2 separate regions of the Homo sapiens genome follow, and region 1 is linked to region 2. The links are chromatin contacts, found by Hi-C or POLR2A ChIA-PET in ENCODE. All regions are on one chromosome and are shown on one strand. The core of a region is the stretch at or near the end of the contact, and the rest is flanking DNA. Distances in the headings are between cores, read along the strand shown.

Region 1 (4,687 bases), core at 1,750-4,249, 120 kb before region 2:
ATATTGGATTTTTTTTTTTTTTTTTGAGATGGAGTCTTGCTCTGTCGCCCAGGCTGGAGTGCAGTGGCGTGATCTTGGCTCACTGCAACCTCCGCCTCCTGGGTTCAAGCAATTCTCCTGCCTTGGCCTCCCAAGTAGCTGGGACTATAGGCGCATGCCACCACCCCCAGCTAATTTTTGTATTTTTAGTGGAGACAGGGTTTCACCATGTTGGCCAAGATGCTCTCGATCTCTTGACCTTGTGATCCACCTGCCTCGGCCTCCCAAAGTGCTAGGATTACAGGCGTGAGCCACCGCGGCCAATATTGGATTAATTAACCTTATTGGAGAGGAAAAGTGCTAAATGCTGTATAAACCAGAGATCCCATGAGTCTCAGTTTCCAGTTTGTCAATGGTCTTTTAGCAAACTCATCTGACTACTTGCCTGAGGCACCAAGATCTTTGTGAATGGCCAGTGGGTTATTTGTTACCGTCATACTTTCCTACTTGTCCTCATTGCTGAAATCACAGCTCAGTTCAGTGCCCTGATGCCATAAATAGCTTTGTTGTGGGAGTGCAAACCATTTTACCTCCTCTTTCTTTCTATTTCTCCTGCTTCCCTGTTTCTCCTCAGAATTCCTAGTAGAGAGATTCCCAAGTGGCTATTTTTGAAAAACTTTTGTCAAGGACTATAGTATTATAGAGAAATTGAGTTTTTCACCAACCCGATGCTTAGATTCTAAAAATAAAAAAAGAAAAGAAATTGACAATAAGAAAAATCTCCCACCATCTTTGGCAGGCTATGAATAATGCAGTTGCTATATTTTAACTTTGAGGGATAACTAATTTGTTATTGTTTTGTCACTCATCTTTATATGTGTGAATTTAGGCAGATGTGCAGTGTCTTAAGAGAAATCTAATTAAGGCTATGTTCTTAGACTGAAAGCTTGAATTTACTCAGCATCAAGCCTGCATCACTTTTATCCCTCCTATCCATTTAATTTACCATTACTAGAATATTTTAAAAATGCCTTTTGTGGCTGAAAACTCAATGCTGAAATGCTTATGTATTACACAGAGGCATGTTTTTCACTGTAGGAAATACTATGTTTTCTTTTCTTTTCTTTTTTTTTTTGAGACGGAGTTTTTGTTCTGTTGCCCAGGCTGGAATGCAATGGCACAATCTTGGCTCACTGCAACCTCTGCCTCCTAGGTTCAAGCAATTCTCCTGCCTCAACCTCCTGACTAGCTGGGATTACAGGCGCCCACCACCATGCCCAGCTAATTTTTTAATTTTTAGTAGAGATGAGTTTTTACCATGTTGGCCAGGCTGGTCTCGAGCTCCTGACCTCAGGTGATCCACCCACCTTGGCCTCCCAGAGCACTAGGATAACAGGCATGAGCCACCGCGCCCGGCCAGGAAATACTATCTTTTCAAAAAACTTATTTTTTATTTTCTTTTTAAAATAAGCAACCCTATTAACTGATTGTATTTAATTTTGAAAACACATTTAGATTACAGTTGGCAAATCATCCTACAGAATAAAATTATAGCAAAGTATATGTAATACACATTATAAAAAAACCCTTATTAATAATTAGTTGGGAATAAAAGGACTCAATATAACATCTGTCACTTCTATGTAATAACCTGATTTCTAGCTTCTGTGTGTGGGTCTGTGGGGCTTCAGATTCAGATATAGTTGTCCTGCAGGTAGTGTTTTTCCTAAAACAATTGGGCACTGTTGCTATCAATCATCTGGGGGAAGAAGCAGAGCTTCAGATGGAAAACTTGAACTGAAAGGCAGGTCTTACAGAGGTGTTGAGGGAGCAGCTATCTTTCTCTTGACCTTCCTCCCATAAGTTGAGACACTTAGGTCTCTAGAAGTTCTTGAAGGAATTATGAGAAGGTAGGGAACAGACTCTAAAAGCACTAGGTAGGGAGGCCTCCCTGTAAGGAACTGAAGAGTTGATGAGGAGTAACAATTATTTTTAAGCAACAATCTCTTGTAGTATGGCACTTTATGTCTATTTCCCTCTAGGCTTTGAAAGTCTCCCTGAATGGGTGGGGTGCAGTGGCTCTCACCTGTAATCCCAGCAATTTGGGAGGCCAAGGTGGGCAGATCACCTGAGGTCAGGAATTCGAGACCAACCTGGCCAACATGGTGAAACCCCGTCTCTACCAAAAATACATAAAATAGCCAGGCATGGTGGTGCATGCCTGTAGTCCAAGCTACTTGGGAGGCTGAGGCAGGAGAATTGCTTGAACCCAGGAGGCAGAAGTTGCAGTGAGCTGAGATCACACCATTGCACTCCAGCCTGGGCGACAGAGACTCTGTCTCAAAAAAAAGAAAGAAAAAAAAAAGTCTCCCTGAATTAATGGATGATTTAAGGGAAGGAAAAAAATTGTGGGGTCAGGGAATGGAGGGAAGAAAAGAACAGAAGCAAGGAAGGAAGAGAGAAATAAATGGCATGGATTCTAATCTGGTCTGGTGTGTTATGAGGGAATGAAGAGGTGAGACTATTCTCTGGCAAGAATGATAAAGCAGATACAAAACCCCTAAATACAGTGTGAGGGTGATGTGATGATAGGGAAGGTGAATTCTGGAGGAGAGGGTTCGGGGTTATAAGCTCCTAGCAGTCGCTTGTCCCTCTCAAGTGGAAGATCTGGTTTTAATTATAAAAGAAAGCTGCTGGTTCTTTCATACTTTGAAAGCTACACTATCAGCAAATCTTATCCCATTGCCAGAGGAGCAGTCTCCTTTCCTTGCCTTAATTGAAAACTGCTGGTCCCTGAGAACACTGCTTCCCCTGCAGCACACTCACGTTGCCCATTCTCTAGGATCAGGAGGAGATGGCTTCTGTTTCCCCAGTGCAACTTCCTGATAATTATTCTTTCCCAACCCCTGTTGTAAAAAAAATCTCCTGCTCCTTTGAGGCTTATGCCATCTGGCTCTGCCAACTGCTGTCATCTTCCAACTGCTTGGTCATTCTCCATGTACTAAAGATTTTAGCACTTTGTTTTTCTTTCTGTTTCAATTCCTGTCATTCTGCTTACTGATTTCAACATCCATTTGGATGAGCTGCCTGGTGTCACTTCTCAAATTCCTTGACTCCCTCATCTCTAATAAACCTTTCTCTCTATTCTTCCTTTCTTATCCATTTCCTTTTCATCAGAAATATTAATTACCTCCAAAACTGGAAATTTACACAGTCCACTAAAAATATCAAAACCTCACAGTCTGCCAGCCTGTCTATTCTTTTTTACTGTGGTGATTCTTTAATTTCATCAAGATTTGTAATCCACTGACCAACTCTATCACTTTCTATCCATTAATACTCTCCTACCTTTGCCTTCTTCCATATCTTGAGTTCAATGAGACATCATTATAATTGTTCTCTTGGAAATATCTCAATTTCCAAGCCTCTTTCCCTCTGTCATATTCATCTGGGAAACTTCTATCTCTGGATCAGTCCAGCATGCAGCTGTATGTTTCCGGGGAAAATCACTCAACCAGGCAGGCTGGTGTCACTATGAATTAATTATAACCAATCCCAAGTGGGCACTCAACACTGCTGAGGAATACTGCTAATAACAGGAGAAACTCTTCCTTTTTTCCTCACATTTATGCTTCTACTATAGGAAGAAATGGAAGTTCCATTCAACCTTCCTCTCCCCATAAAAGAGAACTGGAGGCACATTTTAACCCTCTTACTAATCACTCCATAGAAGGACAAATGGCTGCTCTGTTTGGCTAGAGTATGTTTCTTAGGCTGTGGGCAGGATCATTGTGTGTTCAAGGTCAGTACTCTTGTATAGCGTCCTTTTCCCTCCTTTCCTCTTTCTGGATCCATGCTACTGGCTTGCTGATTATCAGAGTCATGCAGGTGCCATGTCAATACTGCTCACTGTTGAATATCAATGGTTTTCAAGTACCTAGCACATAGTGGGCATTCAGTGCACCTTAGTGAATGAATGAATGGTTGATTTGGTCTAAGCCACTTACATAGCTGTTGTGAAAATAGGAGAAATATCAGAGAGAGTGAGGAAGTTTGAGGGAAAGAGATACTAGCAGTGCAAAAAAAGAAAGGTGCCCAACATTATATCTATTACTAGTGTGGTCTTATGTTCTCACACTGAGGTCATTGAGTTGCTATGAGCATTATCAGTGTTGGAGGGGGTGGATAAATTATATATTCAGAAATACATACATCCTAAAGATATATCCAATGAAAATACAGTAGCCAGCAATCTCTGTGAAGTTTCTTGGGGGAAGGGAGTCCTTTAATCAGGGGTATGTTGATGAAACCTCTCCAAAGAAGAAAAGTTACCATATTTTATACCCCCTACTAAAAAAAAAAATGCATAATACTTGGTGAAACTTTTTCATTTTTTAAAATTTTTATAATTGTTTCTGAGATGGAGTTTCACTCTTGTTGCCTAGGCTGGAGTGCAATGGTGTGATCTCGGCTCACCACAACCTCCACCTCCCAGGTTCAAGCACTTCTCCTGCCTCAGCCTCCTGAGTAGCAGGGATTACAGGCATGCACCACCACACGTGGCTAATTTTGTATTTTTAGTAGAGATGGGATTTCTCCATGTTGGTCAGGCTGGTCTCGACCTCCCAACCTCAGGTGATCCGCCTGCCTCGGCCTCCCAAAGTGCTAGGATTACAGGCGTGAACCGTTTTTAATTTTGGAGGAAACA
Region 2 (4,664 bases), core at 1,672-4,171:
GTCTCACTTTGTCACCCAGGCTAGAGTGCCATGGTGTGATCATAGTTCACTGCAGCCTTGAACTCAAGTGATCCTCCTGCCTTGGCCTCCAGAGTAGCTAGGACTACAGGGGTGCATCTCTAGACCTAATTTTAAAAAAATTTTTGTAGAAATGGGGTCTTGCTATTTTGCCCAGGCTGATCTTGAACACCTGGCTCAAATGATCCTCCCACCTTGGCCTCCCAAAGTGCTGGGATTATAGGCGTGAGCCACTCTGCTCAGCCTCAATTAATTTTTTTTTTTTTTTGAGACAAAGTTTCGCTTTTGTTGCCCAGGCTGGAGTGCAATGGTGCGATCTTGGCTCACTGTAATCTCCACCTCTTGGGTTCAAGCGATTCTCCTGCCTCCGCCTCCCGAGTAGCTGGGATTAGCCCAGCTAATTTTGTAGTTTTAGTAGAGATGGGGTTTCTCCATGTTGGTCAGTCTGGTCTTGAACTCCCGACCTCAGGTGATCTGCCCACTTCGGCCTCCCAAAGTGCTGGGATTACAGGCATCAGCCACTGTGCCTGGCCAGCCTCAATTGCTTTTTTAATATAGTAAGTTCCCGTAAACGCATCACCAGTCCTAAAGCTAGAATTTACATGTACCTAGACCAAAGATAGTCACAATCTGGAATTTTCCTTTCACTCTTCCTTTGCTCTCATTTTAATATTGCTTTGTACCTCTGTATTTCTAAAAAGTATGCTTTTATTATCATGTTTGACTTTATAAAAAGGATATCATGCTCTATAATCTGGTGAGACTTATATCCCCTTATATCACGTTGATAAAATTAATTCATATTGTTGCAGGTGCTGATGCTGTATACAAACACTCACTTTGACTCTTTGTAATATTCTTTCCTGTGAATATACCACACTTTATTCATTCATGCTGTTGATGGGCATTTGGGTTTTTTCCGGGTTTTTTGCTATTGTATACAGACTTCTAGAAACAGTCTTATGCAGATCTCCTGTTGATCATGTGTAAAGGGCTTCTTTCATTCACAGACATGCACATATACATATATCTAGAAGCAGAATTGCTGGTTTATAGGGCAGGTGATTGTTAGACTTCATAAAATAATGCCAAACTGTTTTCCAAAGCAGTCGTACCAATTTCCACTCCTAAATTAGCCAGGTATGGCGGTACACACCTGTAGTCCCAGCTACTGGGCAGGCTGAGGTGGGAGGATCGCTTGAGCCCAAGAGGTGGAGGTTGCAGTGAGCTGAGATTGCGCCACTGCATTCCAGCCTGGGTGACAGAGTGAGGCGGTATTAAAAAATTTTATTTTTAATTAGAGGGGTATGGTGGCACATTTCCTGTAATCCCAGCTACTTGGGAGGCTGAGGCATGAGAACTGCTTGAACCCAGGAGGCGGAGGTTGCAGTGAGTTGACATCATGCTACTGCACTTCAGCCTGGCAACAGAGTGAGACTCTGGCTCAAAAAATAAAAAAATTAAAAATTTTTTTTCCACTTCCACCAGCTGTATATGAGAAATCCTGTAAAACAACTTCCAGTCAAGCTTTAATTTTTTTTTTTTTTTTTTTTTTTTTTTTGTGAGACGGAGTCTCACTCTGTCGCCCAGGCTGGAGTGTAGTGGCGCAATCTTGCCTCACTGCCTCCCAGTTTCAAGTGATTCTTGTGCCTCAGCCTCCTGAGTAGCTGGGGTTATAGGCACACCACCACGCCCAGCTAATTTTTGTATTTTTATTTTTATTTTTTATTTTTCTTTATTTTTCTTTTTTTTTGAGACGAAGTCTTGTTCTTTCACCTAGGCTGGAGTGCAGTGGCACGATCTCAGCTCACTGCAACCTCCACCTCCTGGGTTCACGCAATTCTCCTGCCTCAGCCTCCCGAGTAGCTGGGATTACAGGTGCACACCACCACGCCCGGCTAATCTTTTGTGTATTTTTAGTAGAAACGGGGTTTCACTATGTTGGCCAGACTGGTTTCGAACTCCTGACCTCATGATCCGCTCGCCTCGGCCTTAATTTTTGTATTTTTAGTAGAGACAGGGTTTTGCCATGTTGGCTAGGCTGGTTTTGAACTTCTGGCCTCAACTGATCCACCTGCCTCATCCTTCCAAAATGCTGGGATTACAAGTGTGAGCCACTGCGCCCGGCCAGGCTTTAAAATTTTTGATGGTCAAATGAATGTAAAATAACATCTTAATTTACATATGCCTGATCCCTAATGAAGTTGGGTCTCTGTCTATGTTTATTGGCTTTAGTGTACTTTTTTTTTTTTTTTTTTTTGAGTTGGAGTCTCTTTCGTCTAGGCTGGAGTGCAGTGGCACAGTCTCCGCTCACTGTGGCCTCCGCCTCCTGGATTCAAGCAATTATCCTGCCTCAGCCTCCTGAGGAGTTGGGATTACAGGTCTGCACCACCACACTTGGCTAATTTTTGTATTTTTAGTAGAGACAGGGTTTCACCATGTTGGTCAGGCTGGTCTTGAACCCCTGACCTCAGGTGATCCACCTGCCTTGGCCTCCCAAAGTGCTGGGATTACAGGCATGAGCTGCCACACCCGGCCGGCCTTAGTGTACTTCTGTGAAGTGCTGCTGTTCTGTGAAATACCCACCTTTTCCATATTATTTTCCTGTTAAACAGATTGCTCTATACACATTGCAACTTAACGGATTTAAAGATCCCACCTGAGACTGACAAAATTTTGGGCTTGCATCAGGTTCCCCGATAATCCTCGTTCTTGTGTGGTAGTGGAAGTTGAAAAGTTTTTGAGCCTATTCAGAGTTGTCTGGATTAAATTAGGAGAAGTTGAAGCTAGTTTAAGGGAGGCGTATGACAGTTTTTCTGGTTTGGGGCCTGTAGGGTGTTGAAAGACTAGAAGGGATGACATGACTCATAGGAAATCTCCTCGCCGCCTCCGCTTCCCTCACTGGGCCAGGTCTCCACGAGCTTTCTAGATTAGTCACAGACTCCTGTTTTCTTCAGGTGCCTGATTGGTGTGTGACGAGTGTAGTAGGTCAGTTGTTAGAGGTACTGGTGGTGTCCAGCTCACCACTGGCATAGGAAAGAAAAAAAAGAGGATTTATTACTTTACAGAATCATGGAGGGTTACGCTGCCAAACCACAGAGAGACCAGAGAAGCAGCAGGAGCCAGGAGTCCAAACCACAGCAGGATTCTGTGTAAGCCTTTGTGCATTGCGTTTGCTGTTGGCTTCATTCTTCCAGCTGCATGCCAGTTGATTATCTTCATCTGAGGATTGCATTGGACAATTTAGATCACACAAAACACAAAATGAACAAACCCCTCAAGTGTTGAAAGCGATTTTTGTTTTGATAATCCGCAATGAGGGAAATCTAGTTTTTACAATAGTTAAAGAGAATCGTCCTTCAGAACCTTCTGTTCTGCCTCAATGGGCAGGCAGTGTTAAGAATTGAACATTTTATGTGGCTTCTTGGCTGCCTGTTGAGAACAGGGTTTGTTTGTGCTCAGTCCCTGTGCCAGACTGGGATGGGCAGAGGGAGGGTTGTATGCCTGTCTCAGGGATGTACTCTCTTGCAATCCAGACTTGTGAAATGGCAGCACGTTTATTACCAACCCTAATCCTATGCTTCCTGATCCTACCTGCCTCCCACCCCAGCACCCACCTTTTCAGCCCTCCTGGAGCTCCTCTGTGTCTTTTGGAGTGTGTCCATGTTTGTGCACCTCTTAGAATTTTTCTCACAGAAGAGTTGTGGGGAGGGAGGATCCTGGAGGCAGAGGCCACATACTCCATATATTGCCCACAGTTGAATGCTGCCCTCTTTATTTTGCCCCCTTCCCCCTAATCTAGGCAATAGACTTAAGTTCCTCTGACCCATATCCAAAGAGAATAGCTGATATGAAAATGTGTTTCAGGTTGGGCACGGTGGCTTACACCTGTAATCCCAGCACTTTAGGAGGCCAAGGCAGGGGGATCACCTGAGGTGGGGAGTTTGAGACCAGCCTGACTAACATGCAGAAACCCCATATCTACTAAAAATACAAAATTAGCCAGGCGTGGTGGCGCATGCCTGTAATCCCAGCTACTTAGGAGGCTGAGGCAAGAGAATCGCTTGAACCCAGGAGGCAGAGGTTGCGATGAGCCGAGATCGCACCATTGCAATCCATCCTGGGCTACAAGAGCGAAACTCCGTCTCAAAAAGAAAATGTGTTTCACGCTTTCTCCTTTCAGCCAATGAAAGCCAGATGACAAAGAGAAGGATATCATACATGGATTTTATATTTTCCCTTATTTTTATCAGAACACCCCTTATTAAAATAATTGTAGAACATATAACCATATGGGTTTGGCTAATCAGTACCCTTTGTTAGAGAGGCAGGGTAATATGTTTTCTTTTTCTTTTTTTGAAACGGTGTCTTGCCCCATTGTTCAGGCTGGAGTGCAGTGGTGTGATCTCTGCTCACTGTAACCTCTGCCTCCTGGGTTCAAGTGATCCTCCCACCTCAGCCTCTTGAGTAGCTGGGATTACAAGCATGTGCCATGACGCCCAGCTAATTTTCATGTTTTTAGTAGAGACGGGGTTTCACCATGTTGGCCAGGCTGGTCTTGAACTCCTGACCTCAAGTGATCCCCACATCTTGGCCTCCCAAAGTGCTGGGAATACAGGAGTGAGTCACTGCGTCCAGCCAGAGCC

The links. A loop is a pair of places that touch in the nucleus more often than their neighbours do. ChIA-PET counts read pairs that join two places held with the same protein, here RNA polymerase II (POLR2A). Pooled maps may share reads with other maps.
Region 1: a loop to region 2 is called in a pooled map, with 2.4 times the contacts of the local background. The contact joins two enhancer-like sites. A Hi-C loop is called at or near these places in 2 of 50 pooled maps. POLR2A ChIA-PET finds 5 or more read pairs at or near these places in 4 of 52 experiments (HEK293, Panc1, activated CD4-positive, alpha-beta T cell and 1 more).

The regions. Positions count from the first base shown.
Region 1 is chr11:107,955,548-107,960,234 of GRCh38, reverse strand. The region is part of intron 1 of RAB39A (RAB39A, member RAS oncogene family); the gene reads right to left. Among named protein-coding and RNA genes, the nearest start is that of RAB39A, 29 kb to the right of the region's middle. RefSeq lists an enhancer at 2,856-3,015. Within about 2 kb of position 2,999, at least 2 of the 41 ENCODE cell types and tissues checked have a DNase peak (open chromatin) inside an H3K27ac peak, as active enhancers do.
Region 2 is chr11:107,839,173-107,843,836 of GRCh38, reverse strand. The region is part of intron 1 of SLC35F2 (solute carrier family 35 member F2); the gene reads left to right. Among named protein-coding and RNA genes, the nearest start is that of SLC35F2, 17 kb to the left of the region's middle. RefSeq lists a silencer at 1,851-1,910 and enhancers at 3,112-3,161, 2,457-3,656. Within about 2 kb of position 2,921, at least 30 of the 41 ENCODE cell types and tissues checked have a DNase peak (open chromatin) inside an H3K27ac peak, as active enhancers do.